2 separate regions of the Homo sapiens genome follow, and region 1 is linked to region 2. The links are chromatin loops, found by intact Hi-C in ENCODE. Cell type or tissue: endothelial cell of umbilical vein. All regions are shown on one strand. Links, peaks and the distances in the headings refer to the core of each region. The heading gives the core; the rest is flanking DNA.

The links. Peaks named below come from ENCODE experiments on the same cell type or tissue, not always from the same donor. Only the 100,000 strongest peaks of a DNase experiment are listed, where the experiment ranks them.
Region 1: a loop joins it to region 2, with 3 times the contacts of the local background. A loop is called at or near these places in 3 of 110 quality-filtered maps.

Annotation. Positions count from the first base shown.
Region 1 is chr14:22,466,921-22,473,311 of GRCh38, reverse strand. All of the region lies in intron 2 of TRD-AS1 (TRD antisense RNA 1), which reads left to right. It also overlaps TRA and TRDV3. Among named protein-coding and RNA genes, the nearest start is that of TRD-AS1, 13 kb to the left of the region's middle. RefSeq lists enhancers at 1,118-1,617, 1,439-1,733, 1,618-2,119. In endothelial cell of umbilical vein, for the core only: a CTCF peak has its summit at 1,590 (motif pointing right); no DNase peak of the experiment used is centred there; H3K27me3 peaks cover 262 bases.
Region 2 is chr14:22,647,038-22,657,979 of GRCh38, reverse strand. No RefSeq gene overlaps it. Among named protein-coding and RNA genes, the nearest start is that of OR6J1, 8.2 kb to the right of the region's middle. RefSeq lists an enhancer at 6,577-6,796. In endothelial cell of umbilical vein, for the core only: a CTCF peak has its summit at 4,748; a DNase peak (open chromatin) is centred at 4,759; H3K27ac peaks cover 258 bases.

The DNA.
Region 1 (6,391 bases), core at 159-2,658, 180 kb after region 2:
TCAGAGTTGAAAAGGGAATGGAGACAGAAGCAGCAGCTTTGACTTGAATTGTGAACAAAGAATGTTTTCCTTCCCTGATCTATTTTCTATCAACCTCCAGTATGACCTATTTATGGAGATGCGATAATTAGTAGCAGCAGAGGGCGCTACAATGTCAAAAACAAAGCCGCCCACCTCAAAGGAAACAAGAGAGAAAAGTCCCTCTTCTGAGTGATATGAGTGATCAAGATCCAAGCTGTGGGACAAGGGTGACGTTCGCCAAATCTCTTGGCTCCCACCTTGTCTGAGGACCCCTCTTGAGTGGCAGTTTTGGGCTAATGAAAGGCAGCCCTTCTTCGCTGGTGGGCGGGTGGGGCCTGCAGGGCAAGTGGGGTCTGCAGCACCCTCAGCACCTTGGGAAGAGGCATAGTCTCCAGATGCCAATAGGAAGATGGGTTGGAGAAACTTAGGGCAATACGTCCTTAGTGGGCCACTGAATCTTGAGGCTTTCTCCTATTCCTCAGTGGTGGGGTCACTTGATCATGCATTGTGGCCTCTCATGAACAAGCCTGTTACAATGTTTGGAAGACATAAGAACAAGGGGCTGGAATGCTCACTTCTCATGCTCCTAATGCTCTTAGGGACTTGGGGAGAGCACAGCTGGCTCATGTCTCAGAGGATCACAGGTCTCAGGGGATCACGGAGCTCTAGGACATGCTTGCAGCACTGAAAGCAAATTAAAGATGTCAGTCTTTTTTTTTTAACCATTGATTGATACAACATATCAACAATCTTTTGCTAGATTTTGCAACTTTAAAATTTAGATTTACTCAGCATCTTTTCCCTGAGCAGCATTGATGAGAGTAACACTCTTAGGAACTCTATTCATATGTCTATTTAATAAAAATGGCAACATTTAAATTAAATATGCAACAGCAATACCTGACATTCATAGATCATTTATCTGCTGGGTGTATTGCATGTGTGACCTCACTAAATTTTCCAATAGTCCTGTGAGAAAAGCTATTACTATCTCCATTTTGCAGATGGAGCAATTGAGACTTGGAGAGTTAGGGCATGCTTAAGGTCACACAACTGGTAAAAGCCGGAGCTGATGTGAACCCAAGCAGGCTGGCTCCGGGATCCCACTCTTAGCCATTATACTGCATTGCTGTGCTCAGTGCCTGCCCTTCCTTGGGGGAGGGATGCCTTTCAAGGAATATTGCAAGGACACCAGGGCAAGAGAGTCATGATGATGCTACCCCAAGCAGGACTCAGGTTATGTCTGAACCTTCCATGTAAAGCATTATAGGAGAGGATGTGTCCTTCTGTGTGAAGGTCCATTAAACCCACTTCTCTGTGCTTGGGTATGGTCAGACGTGGGTGAGGTTGGGCAGTTAGAAGAGGAGGAGCAATTTAACTTGAAGATGGTTATGGTCTAGATCAGGAAGGGAACAGTCAGCTCTCATATTAATATCAAGCCCAGACAACATCTTTAGAGCAGGGACAGACACTAAGAGACTGTGGGTGGGGAGTGAGCATAATCCTTGGACTTGGGAGAACCGGAAGCTCTGAAATGGACTTCCGCCAGCAGGGAGCTGGGTCTCGTGGACTGGACCCCTGCCGGCAGGCGGCAGTGCAGGCCTGGGCAGCCAATGCACCGGCAAGGCAGCCCCTGGGCCCTCAACATCCCTCTTCCACATCCAGGGGCCCTGAAGATGCTCATGGTGGGACTCTGGCCTGCCTGGTGCTTACTTTTGGTATTCTGCATGCCTAGCATTGCCAGATAAAACACAGGATGCCCAGTGGAATTTGAATTTCAGATAAACAATGAATACTTTTTTAGTATAAATGTGTTCCAAATATGGCATGTCCCAGCTACCCGTATTACTGAAATTTTTGTTGTTTATTTGAAATGCACATTTAACTGGGTGTCTTGTATTTTTATTTCCTAAATCTAGGTGAATGGTGAGTTTTTAAGTGAAGAAATTGCATTCCTTTTTTTTACACAGATATTTACTGATTGTCTGTGATGCGGTCAACACAAGCCCAGGGGCTGGAGACATATCAGTGAAAAGATAAGCTCCCTGCCCTCATATAGTTTATATTATCGTGTGTGTGTGTGTGTGTGTGTGTGTGTGTGTGTGTGTGTGTGTGTGTGTGTGTAGGGGAGAGGTGAGATGGGAGAGACATAAAATAAACATGTATGAATCTGATGATTTCAGATAGTGATGTGAGGGAAAATAAGAACAGAGATGTAATTGAGGTTGGTTATGGGTGGCATGGGTGACTAATTTAGTTGGAGCTGAGAACTGTGAAAAATTGGAGACAGAGTTTCAGGTAGCTAGAAAAGAGAGACATAGAAAGGACGAGAAGGAAGGCCACTGCAGCTGAAGGGAAGAAAGAGAAGGAGCAGATGTGAGGTGAGGCTGGGGAGGAAGCAAGGGCCAGATCGTTTGCAGATGTTACAGGCCTGGGAAGGAGGTCCAGCTGTCATCATCTGATGTACATTTTATGAAGAACTGGAGAATGGATTGTCCAGGGACAAGAGCAGAAGCAAGGGGGCCAGTTAGTGGGTTATTGAAGCAGTCCCTGTAAGAGATGATGGTGTTTATAGAAGGTGGTTGCAGTGGAGATGGAAGAAGTAGATGGATTGGAGATATATTTTCATGGTAGAACTGACAGGTCTTACTGATGAAGTGGATGTAGGGAAAAAGGGAAATGAAGGACCTTCTAGAAATACTCCTAGGAACACTCCTGCATTTTGGGGAGTGAGTTAGTCAGTGTTCTGTTTTTCACAGCAGTGCCTCCCAACTGTTGTCATATTGATGGCTTACATGGAAAACTGTATTTGTAGTGCTCCTGACTGGGAGGGGCTGGCTCAGGGGCTCCAGCCACCCCAGGTACATGGGCACTCTGAACACTATCTCAGCAAGCTTATAACCCACTTATGGCAGTTCACCTGCCGGGAAGCTCTGTTCAGGATTTTCCAGCTGGAGCCAAGTGTGTGCTGCAGTGGGCCCAGTGAGAGATGGAAAGTCAAGCTGGTGAAGTGCAAGAAGCACTTAGGATCAGGACACTCCCTCAAGCATCTGAAATCAAAGATTTCTGGAATTCAGGTCTAGGACAGATTTTAGAAAGAATCTGGTCCAACCCCCTTTCCTTCCTCTTTACACAGAGGAGTAAGGGAGTTGTCCAAGGTACTCTTTCACTTATTCCATTTATTGAATAGAACAAAGTGTGTGGAGCCGTGCTAGATGCTATGAGACAGTGTCACTCAAAGTACGACATGTGATTAATGGACTAGTACACCAGTCTGTGACCAGAGGATACAGAAATGGAGAGTGAACTACTTTTGTAGCAGTTGGATATCCAAGAACGCCATCATTAGTCTTGCAGTTTTCTTTCCTCCCTCACTTCCTCTCTCTCTCCCTTCCTTTGTTTTTCTTTTCTTTTCTTTTTTAAAAGTAATCCATTTTTCATTGTCATATGTGTTAGTTCAAGATGGATTGGGGCCAAAATCATAATAGCAATAGCAGTTTCCTTGGCTGAGCGCATTTGCCTCTAGAAGTCACAGCTGAATCAGTCACATGACCGTCAGCGCTGCCAGTCTCCTCTTGTTTTCCTCCCGTCTTCTTTCATTAGAACCGTCAGATAGTCTCTGAGATCTTAGGAACCCTGTTTTGTTGTATATCCTCTGCCCTGATATGAAGAAAAGATGATTCTTACTGTGGGCTTTAGCTTTTTGTTTTTCTGTAAGTAGTTTCATTTGTTTACATTCCACTTGCTCTATAACCCCATTTCTCCTTCTCTGACTCTTGAAGGCTTTTTCTCTTGCACTCTTGGTTTTTGGTTATTTGCTGCCTTTGGCTTTATTTCTGTGTCCTTCTCTTGCCTCTGCTCATTGAGTTCTTCTGGGCTAGGCATGTGCTGTACTCACTGTCTGGGGGGTGCAGAATTCACTATTTCCTCATTGTCTTTTTCCCAGACAGGGGCACGCTGTGTGACAAAGTAACCCAGAGTTCCCCGGACCAGACGGTGGCGAGTGGCAGTGAGGTGGTACTGCTCTGCACTTACGACACTGTATATTCAAATCCAGATTTATTCTGGTACCGGATAAGGCCAGATTATTCCTTTCAGTTTGTCTTTTATGGGGATAACAGCAGATCAGAAGGTGCAGATTTTACTCAAGGACGGTTTTCTGTGAAACACATTCTGACCCAGAAAGCCTTTCACTTGGTGATCTCTCCAGTAAGGACTGAAGACAGTGCCACTTACTACTGTGCCTTTAGCACTATGATGCAGGTGCCCAGGAAGTCATAACACAAACTCCTGGGGCACAGCTCAGCAGAGCTGCCTCTTAGGGCAGGTCATGTCTGGGACTTGGCATCCTTCTCTTAGCCATTTTGGGTTCCAGCCTGGCCTTTAGAAGTGACCTAAAGTGTCTTCTGAGAAATAAATGGCCTGGTCAGATCCAGGGGAGCACCCTGGCTTCAGAGAAGCAGAGTATCTCCCCACTTCTGACTCACGGGGCCCTTGCCACCTGAATGACTCCTGGTAGGCAAAGGAGAACTGCATGTTTACAGAGCGCTGTCTTCGTGCCCCTGGTGCCCTGGTCGTCCCGATACAGAAAGGGGCTTGACAAGCCTGTGCTGCATTTTCTGTGAGTGTTTCAGGATGCAGGTTCAGGTGCAGGTAAAGGGCCCATCTAAGGCGAGGCCGTCAGCCGTGTCTTTATTTTAGTCACCACCACCATTTATCCATTATTATGAATTGATCTGTTTTCATTGCAGAATTAAATTAGGGCCAGATGTGGTGGCTCATGCCAATAATTGCAACACTTTGGGAGGCTGAGGCGGGCAGATCACTTGAGGCCAGGAGTTCAAGACCAGCTTGGCCAACATGGCGAAGACCCGTCTCTACTAAAAATACAAGAATTAGCCGGGCGTGGTGGCTCGCGCCCGTAGTCCCGGCTACTCGGGAGGCTGAGGCACAAGAATCGCTTGAACCCAGGAGGCAGAGGTTGCAGTGAGCCGAGGTGGTGCCACTGCATTCCAGCCTGGGTGACAGAGCGAGATTCTGTCTCAAAAAAAAAAAAAAAATTAAGTTAGACACAAAGTTATTTACTTAAAAGACTTTTCACCAATTTACTTTTTTTTTCCCGCATCTTTTTATATCCAGCCACCTTCTCCTTGATGTTCTTTGACACCTCCATTTTACTTATTTTATTTGGAGAACATTTTCTTTTTTTTCACTGCAGAGCACTGAGGCACTCCTGGAAAGTTGTGACTTCCAGAATTCCAGCTGCCAAGTCCCTGAGTTTGAAGCTCAGTGGTGTCTCCGGCAGAGAAAATTTCCTCTGGGGCAAACTGACTATGTGATGTTGAAATAGATACACACCCTCAGTCCCTGGGAATCAGTCCCTCCTTCCTCTTCTCTTGAATTATCTGCCTTAATAGAACTATTAGAGTTATTAGATATAATCTTAGAAATAGAAGAGGCCTTACATGTTATTTTATAGAAACTACACTGCAGTCCAGAGACATGGTGGACATTCTCAAAGTCGTATACCTGGATAATGACAGGCCCAGAGATGCAGCGTTACACTTCCAGGGCTCTCTTCTGCAGCTGTACCCTAGGTGGCTCTATCAGTGAGTGGTTTGGGCAGCAGTTTATGTGCTCTTCAGAAACAGTGGACAAGAGTAGCCACTGTATAGAACAATGGAAAGAACAGGGGATGAGGGAGCCAAAGACCTTGGGCATGTGGCTTGGCTTTCTGGGGCTTCTGTTCTAATGCCTACTGAGTGTGACACATGTCCATCTCACAGTTCACATATCATGGCCCCAGATCAGAAGGCAGCCATAATCCCTCCTGGCTCTTGCCTTAAATCTTCCCTGGAGGCTCCTTTTGGTGTGGGAAATTCATGGTCCTGTGATATGCCAGGATTTTTTTTGTTTCTGGCATAGTGGGCTAGAGGGTGGCTCATTTATATGCTAAATATGGGACAATCCTGAAGTTCATTCTAGCTGATACTCACTTTGACATCTTGTCCTCATTTGGGGATGCAGTATGTTCTTATAGCAGGAACTTTGGGCTGAAAATCTTGAGACCTTGGTTCTGCTCCCAGCAATATCCCTGCCTCACTGAATGACTCTGGACATGATACATACTTTTTTGAGGAGAGGGCATTTTTGTTTTATCTGAAAAATGAGAATATGATCTTTTTGTTCCTAACAACTTCAGAGGAAACACCCTAATATTACACAAGGTAACTCGTGAATGTTTTGGAAATCAGCATTCCTTACACATACAAGGTGTAGTAGACATGATGGGGGAGTTTGCTGTCGGGGATGGCAAGTGGAGTTGTTGGCGACAGTCACTCTTTCACTTGTAACCTCATAACCCCCGACT
Region 2 (10,942 bases), core at 3,569-6,068:
TTTCTTTTTGGTTTTTGTTTTTATTTTTAGAGATGGAGTCTTTCTTTGTTGCCCAGGCTGGCCTCAAACTCCTGTGCTCAGGTGATCTGCCTGCTTCAGCCTCCTAAGTAGCTGAGATTACAAGTGTGAGCCACCATTCCAAGGTATTATTATTTATTAGCATGATTATATTGTATCCTCTTTGATATGCCCCACACGCTCCTTATTTTCCAATAGCTCAGCTACCTTAAACAGGCCCCAACTTACCTCAGGGCTGAGAAGCAGTTACTTACTCTTGGATTTTCCTGGTCACCCAGCTGGAGGGGGTTTCCAGGCTCCCAGGAGCTTCCTGCTTCTCTAGCCCCAGAAAATATTAAATTCTTAGATGAGAGGACTCTGACCCTTGCTTTTGGGTTGTGTTGGTGAGGTAGCAGCTAGTGAATCATCCCATGTCCTTTCCTCTTGAGGTAAAAGTGTAACTGTGGATAATGAGATTCATCAAGCGCAGCCACAGGCAGCCCCAGGGAGCCTGCTGGATTATTAGAGCAACATCCCCGACAAAGCCTTGGTACAAGCCATTCTGGGGAGACTTTGTGACTCTGTGCATCTAGTGCAGGCCTGGTGTATTTGGATTGCTTCCCAGTTTCTACGGAATTTTGAAACTTGGAATCCCGAGTATGGATCTGCTGAGGGAAGCTCCCCCTCTCTGGAGCGAAGTTGTGGGTATTCTCACGAGGCTCATTACAACCTTAAGATAACAAGGCCCCAGCCACTTCCAAATCCCTTGGCTGTTGATTGCTCTAACTTAAGGAGTGGAAGTTTGCCCTTTTCCCCCAGCTGCAGAACACAGTAACTTTAGATAAAGTTTAATGAGTCTTGTTGAAGGCCTGAGGAAAATATGGCAGGCAAGGGCTGGGGCCACTGGGGTTATGGCTATGGGCAGGAGCCGTGTGCACCGTGTGGCCATGCTGGGCCAGGAGCTGCAGGGTAATTCCTCCTCTGCCCCTCCACCTCTTTATCCCCCATGCTCATTGAGCTTGATCCAGCCATAGAGGCCTTCTTGTTCTTCAAGCACATCACTAGCGCCCATCTCAGAGCCTGGGGCCCCAGCCCTGTGGCCTTTGCTCAGTGTCACCTCCATAGATGAACTTTTCCTGTCTTCTGTTAAAAAGACCCCCCTCCTTGTTATTCTCTCTTCCCTTACCTTGCTCTACTTTTGTTCATAGCACTACCTGATGTTTTATTTACATATTTGTATTTGTCTTCCCTACTAGAAAGAAAACTCCTTGAGGGCAGAGACTTTGACCTATTTATTGCTGTGCCCTTGTGCCCAGAAGAGTGCTTGACATAAAGTAGGTGCTGAATGAATGTTTTTTGATCAGTTTAAAAAGGCAACATGCCTCTTGCCCAGTGGAGTCTGTCACAAATCAAGTAGCCTGTGGGGTAGGGCTGATAAAGACATGGGCACTTTTTGCAGCACTTTGCAGGGGGTTGGGGCATTCTAAACAGGAGAGCCTTCTAAGAAGGGAGGCATGAGAAAACCAAGGGTGAATTCTAGGCCACTTCCTGTCCTTCTGGGATGGCTGGCCTCTCTCTGAGTGCTAGCACTGGCTAACTTAAGATGTTGTCAACAACTTTGATTGTTCTGTGAAGACTAGCTTAATATGTTTCCATCCCTGGGCCTCAAGAATGGGCCCTAAATGCCTGGCGTGGTGGCTCACGTCTGTAATCCCAGCACATTGGGAGGCCAAGGTGGGTGGGTCACCTGATGTCAGGAGTTTAAGACCAGCTTGGCCAACATGGCCACTGGTCTTTATTAAAAATGCAAAAATTAGCCGGGCGTGGTCGCAGGTGCCTGTAATCCCAGCTACTCAGGAGGCTGAGACAGGAGAATGGTTTGAACCTGGGAGGCAGAGTTTGCAGTGAGCTGAGATCCCGCCACTGCACTCTAGCCTGAGTGACAAGAGCGAGACTCTGTCTCAAAAAAAAAAAGAAAGAAAGAAAAAGAAAAAGAACAGGCCGGGTGTGGTGGCTCATGCTTATAATCCTAGCACTTTGGGAGGCCGAGGCCAGTGGATTACCTGAGGTCAGGAGTTCAAGACAAGCCTGGCCAACATGGTAAAACCACGTCTCTACTAAAAATACAAAAATTAGCCAGGCATGATGCAGGTGCCTGTAATCCCAGCTACTTGGGAGACTGAGACGGGAGAATCGCTTGAACATGGGAGACAGTGATTGCAGTGAGCGGAGATTGCACCAATGCACTCCAGCTTGGGTGGCTGAAAGAGACTCTGTCTCAAAAAAAAAAAAAAATGGGTCCTAAAGTGAGTTTGTTACCAGAAAGGAGTCCAGATCCAGACCCTAAAGAGAGGGTTTTTGGATCTCACGCAAGAAAGAATTCAGGGTAAGTCTATAAAGTGAAGGCAAGTTTATTAGGAAAGTAAAGGAATAAAAGAATGGCTACTCCATAGACAGAGCGAAGGGCTGCTGGTTGCCCATTTTTATGGTTATTTCTTGATTATATGCTAAACAAGAGGAGGATCTCATGCCTCCCCATTTTAGGTCACTTAGGGTAACTTCCTGACGTTGCCATCTCATTTGTAAACCGTCATGGCACTGGTAGGAGTGTAGTAGTGAGGATGATCAGAGTGAGGATGATCAGAGGTCACTCTCATTGCCATCTTGGTTTTGGTGGGTTTTGACCAGCGTCTTTACTGCAACCTATTTTATCAGCAAGGTCTTTATGACTGGTATCTTGTGCTGACCTCCTCTCATCCTGTGACTAAGAAGGCCTTAACCTCCTGGGAATGCAGCCCAGCAGATCTCAGCCTTATTTTATCCAGCCCTTACTCAAGGTGGAGTGTCTCTGGTTCAAACGCCTCTGACAAAATGAAGTATGAAGGATGGATGCTCAAGAATATAGATTTGACTTCAGTCAGACAGGGCCATTCCCTGCTTAAAGCACACCTTCCACTTGGGCATCTTCATGCTTTAGCTCTTTCCATTTCTCCTACAAGGAGTCCTCTTCTCCTCCTCCCCCTTTCTAAGATCCCCCTTTTCAAGATCTAGTTCGAATTCTTCTTTTGTGAAGCCTTCCCAGCCATCATGGGGAAGAACTCCTTTAAGTCTCCCTCCTTCTTCTAAACTCCTTTGCATCTTACTGTTCATAACATTCACAACATTTGGCCATGAATTGTTTTGATACAATTTAAGAAACTAACTCCAAAGTCTGATTTCTTTGGTCTACAAAAGCCACCCTTTCCTTTAGTGCTTACAATTACTAGTCTAAGCCCTTGTCGTGATCAGCCACTGCAACTTTAGCAGTTTTCTGGTTCCCCTCACATGTAACCATCAGCGAAGGCTTACATTTCCTGCAGATCCCTGCTGCTTCTGGGGATCTGCTGGTCACTTCTGGCTACCTTGTGATGAGTTTCTCCAACTGCTCCTGTTTTCCCCGCCCCTCCTCATACCAAGTGCGGACCCACCAAAACCAAGATGGCAATGAGAGTGACCTCTGATCATCCTGACTACTACACTCTTACCAATGCCATGACATTATCTGCCGAGTATGTCAGGCCCATTGTAACCCCTGTTTCATTGAAAGCTTTGGAATAACAGGAGGGGATTGTGTAGGAAAGAGGGAAAAAATCCAATGAGATATAGGAGATTATTGTTCTTAAAGTCCACCAGCCATTCATCTGGATAGGGTATTTTGTTTTTTCTCTCCCACTGCTCATCTCTCTTTCTGCTGCCACATTATCATGAGACTTATCTTCTGTCGTGGAGTGTCTTTGCTCATGTCTGTCACTGGTCCATTTGCTATGACTCCCCTGCCAGGTGCTGGACCCTGATCAGGAGGCCCAGTGAGAAGGGAAAACCCCATGGTGGCCCCAGACTCACCTCTCAAGACACATCCTAACCTGTAGAGAGGGATCTCTTCCCACAGTGCAGGCCATCTCAGCGTCATGAAGGTGAGCTGTGTAGCTCAGCACGGTCTTAAGCTACTGAGAATATGATTTTGGCTTTACTGCCATAAAGCCATTGAAGTGTTTTTCAAAAACAAACAAACAAATAAACAAACAAAGTCTCCTCCAAAAGTGGAATCAGAAAATTCCTGGTAATTTAAAAAACAACTTTCCCTGGCTTCTTGACATTACATTTTCAAAAATATAGATGCTCAAGCTCATTAAAACAGTCTAGTACATTTTTTCTCCCTTAAATATATTTTATTACATCTTACAAAAATTAGCAGGCTCGTAAAACATCTGGGAAGAGAACGGTAGGGCCATCCAAGGGAAGGCCGGGGACCTGTCTTTGTCTTTGAAGGCTCACAGTCTGGGGCTGGGTGGGTTGTGTTTTGAGGCGTCATTAACAAAAATGTTCTCAAGAGTGACATGTTATTAATTTGGATGAGAAATAAGACCATTAGACCAAAATGCTCTTCCCAGTGTATTCACAAATCAGCCCTCTTTTCCTTAGTCTGAACCTTGCTGAAATCCCTTTGACCCTTTGGAAAAGAAAAGTGTAATATTTCATCTCAGTCAATGGATGTTTAGTCTGGAGAAGTCTTGGGAAGCAAGCAGTACTTTGGCAGGGAAAAAATGTCCCCGAGTCAGTCTGCCTGTCAGGGAATAGGCAGTGGTTTGTCCGCTGGATAAGCCCAAAGTTATCCAAAAGAGAGGGACAGCCACTCCCTGGTTAAATTCCTTCCTGGAATGGAGCTCCCCGGGAACTAGGAGGCAATGTCAACAATGAGGTGTGCTTCCCTCCTCTTCCACCAGGAGTCTGCCACGAGCTGGTGAGGAAGGCACTGTGAACACTGCAAAAGGTTAGAGATGCCCAAGAGGTGCTGTCAGTAAGTGCTGGGGTAGTTGCTAAGAATTTAGAAATGAGGGATATGGATGGTCCCAACTAGGAGGCTCTTAACCTTTTCTGGGTCAAAAAGCCATTTGAGAATTTGACTGTTCTCATCTCCCTCTCAATCTACATAAACACACAATTTTTTGTATAATTTTATTTATTCATTTACTTATTTATTTTGATGGAGTTTTGCTCTTCTTGCCCAGGCTGGAGTGCAATGGTGCGACCTCAGCTCACTGCAACCTCCACCTCCCTGGTTCAAGCGATTCTCCTGCCTCAGCCTCCCGAGTAGCCGGGATTACAGGCGTGTGCCACCAAGCTGGGCTAATTTTGTATTTTTAGTAGACACGCGGTTTCTCCATGTCGGTCAGGCTGGTCTCAAACTCCCGACCTCAGGTGATCCACCCGCCTCGGCCTCCCATTACAGGCATGAGCCACCGTGCCTGGCCTTTTTTGTATAATTGAAGAACAATTCTGAAGCTAGAACACTCTGAAGCTTCTGCTCTAGACTAAAAATGCCTGGAGGGGAAGGACTGGATTTGTTCTCTAATGTGTTCCAGCATGTACCAAAAGTGCCTAAGATATAGGAGGTGTCAATGAATGTTTATTAAGTGATAAGATGCAGACGTGCCTGTCAGCCGCTGCAGAGTCCAGGCTGAGGTGTGCAAATGCCAGCGGCATCAGTGCCTCGAGGTGCTTTGAGGCTGGCAGTACTTGCATCCCTGGCACTATTTTTCTTTTTCTTTTCAATTTTTCAATTTTTTTTTTTTTGAGATGACGTTTCGCTGTTGTTGCCCAGGCTGGAGAACAATGGCACGATCTTGGCTCACTGCAACCTCCGCCTCCCGGGTTCAAGCGATTCTCCTGCATCAGCCTCCTGAGTAGCTGGGATTACAGGCACCCACCACCATGCCTGGCTAATTTTTGTGTTTTTAGTAGAGACGGAGTTTCACCTTGTTGGCCAGGCTGGTCTTGAACTTCTGACCTCAAGTGATCCACCCTCCTTGGCCTCCCAAAGTGCTGGGATTACAGGCATGAGCCACTGCGCCCAGCCCGGCACTATTCTTCTTGACATTTAGTGCCAGGGCTGATGGAATGTGAAACCTTCACTCTCCTAACCCACTGGTCCTGACCTAATCTAGTGAACTGAGATCCAGGACACAGGTGTCGACCTAAAGGACAAAAACTGAGACAAAATTAATAAAAGTAGGGAGTTTACTTGGGCCAGATTTGAGGACTACAATTTGGGTGCATAGATTCAGGTTGCCCTGACTATGTGCTGAGATTAGTTAGCAGCAGTTACATGTGAGTTTTTAAAGAGGCAGTTCCTAAGTTGTTTGCCAAGAAGTTGCATCAAAATAACATAAGCTATTAATTAGCTATGCATTGTGCTTTGTATCACAAATGCCAGGAACATGAAGATAATAGGCAAGGCAGCTAGTCAAGACCAAAACACCTTTAAACACTTGCCCCTGGTCATGGGGATGGTGGGGGACAGTGGGCGTGACTGAGGTCCCACACTCATGTGTCCCTGGACCTGATAAATTTTGCATGCCTCACAGAGCTCAGGCTGCTTTCAGCTATTTTTCTTTTCTCACAGGGAAGAGATGAGGAATGACACTTGGAAGGTTCTTGCATTGCTACTCAATATTTGCAGTGACTTTGATACCAATTGCTCCTAAATGCCTCTCTGAATTCAGTCATTCAGCTGTGCTGCTTTTATTGAGCATCTTTGGTCTACCGTGTTCCAGGAGGGTGCTTGATGGGTGTTGTGGGCTGAGTCACCACAACAGCTGGTTTTGGTCACCTCATGGGTCTCTGCCACCACCACTGAAGGAGCCAGGGGCCACTGTTGCCATTGCCTCTTCTAGAAACCACAGGCCTGCTGTTAACTATGCTGTGAGTTCTGACAGGTATGGGACCTTAGAGTGAAATGAACTGTGTCTCAAAGTATTAGAGGCATTCATGGAAGAGGTCCACCAGTATCACATGCCCACATGCTCACTGATTCTCTACACTGCCAGGATCGCAGACATACAGTGTACTTAAGGAGCTGTGCCTGAACACAGCTCACCAGTTCAGAGTCCTTCTTCCCTTGTGGTGAGTTCCTTCTTAGAGGCTCCATAATCCTTTTCTGTAACCTAACCTCAGACTACGGGCACTTGCATACATCAGACCTATTTTTATGTTCTTGAATCTAAATGAGGATCAACGTTCCAGTCCTTTTTTTTTTTTTCCAGTCCGTTTTTACCCCTGGGAGAATCCTGATTTTTAACATAATTTGGTATATGCAAATAGATATAAAGGGACTCTTCTTATCTCTATTTGCTGTGGAAATAGAGGCACTAATGTAAGCAGATATTCTGAGGGGTGGGTTCAGGAAGCATGCCAGTGGTGCGAGGCTGGGGATGGATGTTTTCTGCTCTTCTCAGCCACACTGGAACCCCAGTTCTTGCCTAGCCAAAATATGCTGCTAGTCTTGCTTAGCAATAGACACTTAGCCTTAAAAATTTTTTATCCAATGACTTTTCCTTCGCTCTCATGTTTCATAACCTTTTCCTAGTTTCTGGCACTGCTGACATACCTACGTCTTGGATTTCTCCTCCCCTGCTTGCTAATCCTGTACCACTGGCTTTCTGTTGGTTTGCTTTCTCACTACTCTTTCTCTTGTTCCCAGTGGTGACTCCTTCTCCTGCCTTTTAACTGAAGGCTTTCACCGAGGCTCTATTCCCATTTTCTGAGATGAGGGCTCACTATGTTGCCCAGGCTGGTCTCAAACTCCTGGGCTCAAGGGATCCTCCGGGCACAGTCTCCTCAGTAGCTGGGATAACAGGCATGAACCACAGCACCCGGCCCTTTTTTTCCTTTTCTACATAGACTTCTCCAGAGTATTAGGTTTCCTATCTATTTGCTTACTTACTCACCCACTCCTTATTCACTTTTTTATTGAGTTTCTCTCATGTCTTTGTTATGATATTGGGCGTAGGGAATACCACGAAGAATAAAACCTAGTTTCTACCTTCAGGGAGTCATATAAATGGATAAGGCATAGCCTGAGCCAGTACCTGGCTCTTTCTACTCATAGTCTGGTGGTACTCATTGCCCTGTATTGAAAGGCTAAGTCTTGATTTTAATCTCACATCTTCCATGAATCCTGTGCCTGTACCACTAGCTTTCATTGATTTTCTTCTCTATACTGCTCTGGTCAAGAAAGCTGGAGTTTTTGCCTTCAAAGTTTTGTTACCTTGGGTGATTCATTTGACCTGTGTTAGACTTAACACCCTTCTGTGACATGAGGAGGTTATAGAACTAGGGTCCTTCCATCTTCAAAATTCTATTCCTATGATCATATACAATTGTGGGGAGGGGGAGATGGCTAATATAAAACATCAATTATATAGTGGAACTAGTACTTAAAAAAAAACCAACTTATGAATGACATCCTCATGAGAGTTGCTAGTACATCATAAAATTGTTGGTTGGGCCTAAAACATATTCATCCTTGTCGCCTATTATAATTAGCCAGTTGCCAGACCCATTACCATGCTCAAGTAAGGGAAGGCAGACATGAGAGTGGCTGGAGTTAAAGCAGAATAAGGTTGACAGCCTTAAACTTTCTGGAAGTATTGTCCTTGTACAGAAATTGTCCAAAGGTCATTGACCTTTAAAGTGAATTTTTGCCTTAATCTATAAATTTATAAATGTCATTTATGTTAAATAAATTTCTGTAGAGCAAAAGTTTGTTTGGATCTTAAAAATAACTTTCTGATTAGAAATGTGATGTATGAACACTATTTTCTTACTCATTGATACTTTGAATTTAAAAAACAGAGGCTTACTCAAGCTAGTTGACTAAAGTCTTGTGTGTATGTGAGTGTGTGTGTGTATGTGTAAGATTGTAGAAAGAATACATCAGGCAGTCTCTCATGGGCATCCAAGAGTAGGAACAAGGCACACAGGGATTGGAACAAGAAAGTCAGCAGCTCAGGCTGCCACCATCCTTTCCGGTGGGCCCGTGTTCCCTCAGTCATTACTTGTCTCTGAGTCTAAGCTACTGTTACACTTCTCTTTGAAACAAGGTCTCTACTATCACTGATGGTTTATTTGCTCCCCTATGACTTCAGCTTAGGAATCACTTTGGTTTGCTATGGCACCTACTCCAGCCCCAACTCTACACAACTTTTCAGAAAAGTACCCACCAGCGTCTTACTAATTAGTCTCTGTGTTTGTTAGAGCTCTTATGACTGCAGAAGACCATAATTCAAATGAACTTAAGAAAAACGGAGGATTTTTTGGCTTGTACAATCAGAAAGGATATTGTTGGCAGGCCTCAGGCATGACTGATCCAGTCATACACAACAGTGTCCAAATTCTATCTCTGTCTCTTAGCTGCATTTCCATTGGTGTGTTGTCCTCATGAATCCAGACAGCAGAAAGGCTCTCTCCGTGCAACAGTGGAAGGGTGAGGCTGGGTGTAGATCTACTGGCAGCTCAGGGTTACATCATCACAGCTTTTGAGCCCAGAGGAGAGAGCTTTTCCTAACTCTGCTCCAACATATGGATTCTAAAGGAGGGATTCCTGGCCTGCCTTGGGTTGGATGGTCACTCTTTGGATCAGTCACTGTGGTTGGGTGATGGATATTATAATAGATCGTGTTCCCTTTCATGAACTTTGGCTTTATATTGTGATATTATATAGTCCCATTAGAATCACATGGTTTGTGTAATGGAGAAGGAGCTGCTTCCCAAAAGGGAATGAGGTAGTGGTTAATAGAAGAAAATAAGAAAGAATGTTTAAAACAACAGGTGTCTATCATAGTTTCTGTGCCTCTTGGTTCAATTTCTTGAGGAAATCTGCTGCATTTATCCCCACCTTTGGCTTAGTTTCTCCTGGGTTGTTTGCCTACCTGTGACCCAATCGGATGGGTGGCCAACTCATATGTAGGAACACTGCAGTTAGGGCTCTGGGTGGGGAACACAATGATTGACCTATCTACCACAATAATATAAAAATAAGAAAGAATAGGCCAGGCGCGGTGGCTCACGCCTATAATCCCAGCACTTTGGGAGGCTGAGGTGGGCAGATCACGAGGTCAGGAGATCAAGACCATCCTGGCTAACACGGTGAAACCCCGTCTCTACTAAAAATACAAAAAATTAGCTGGGGGTGGTGGCGGGCGCCTGTAGTCCCAGCTACTCGGGAGGCTGAGGCAGAAGAATGGCGTGAACCCGGGAGGCGGAGCTTGCAGTGAGCCGAGATCGCGCCACTGCACTCCAGCCTGGGCGAAAGAGCAAGACTCTGTCTCAAAAAAAAAAAAAAAAAAAAAAAAAAGAAAGAATAGATCCCGGCATGCAGAAATAACCACAATTAATATTTTAGTTAATATACTTATATTCTTTTATCTATGCATTAATATATGTCTTTAAAAAATGGAATCAGCTGGGTATGGTGGCTCACACCTGTAATCCCAGCACTTTGGGAGGCAGAGGCGGGTGGATCACTTGAGGTCAGGAGTTTGAGACCAGCCTGGCCAAATGGCTAAACCTCCTCTCTACTAAAAATACAAAAGTTAGCTGGGCATGGTGGTGCATGCCTGTGCTCCCAGCAACTCAAGAGTCTGATGCATGAGAATCACTTGACCCTGGGAGGCAGAGGTTGCAGTGAGCTGAGATGGCACCACTGCACTCCAGCCTGGGTGACAGAACGACACTTGGTCTCAAAAAAAAGAGAGGCTGGGCGCGGTGGCTCACACCTGTAATCCCAGCACTTTGGGAGGCCAAGGTGGGTGCATTATCTGAGGTTGGGAGTTCGAGACCAGTTCTCCAGAGATGGAGAACCCTGTCTCTACTAAAAATACAAAATTAGTCAGGCATGGTGGCACATGCCCGTAATTCCACTACTCGGGAGGCTGAGGCAGAAGAATCACTTGAACCCAGGTGGCAGAGCCTGCGGTGAGCCGTGATCATGCCATTGCACTCCAGCCTGGGCAACAAGAATTAAACTCTGTCTCAAAAAAAAAAAAAAAAAGGATGATGTCATTTATACTATTTTGCAACACTCTTTTTACTTCATTATCTATTCTTCTACAATGTTTGTGACTTG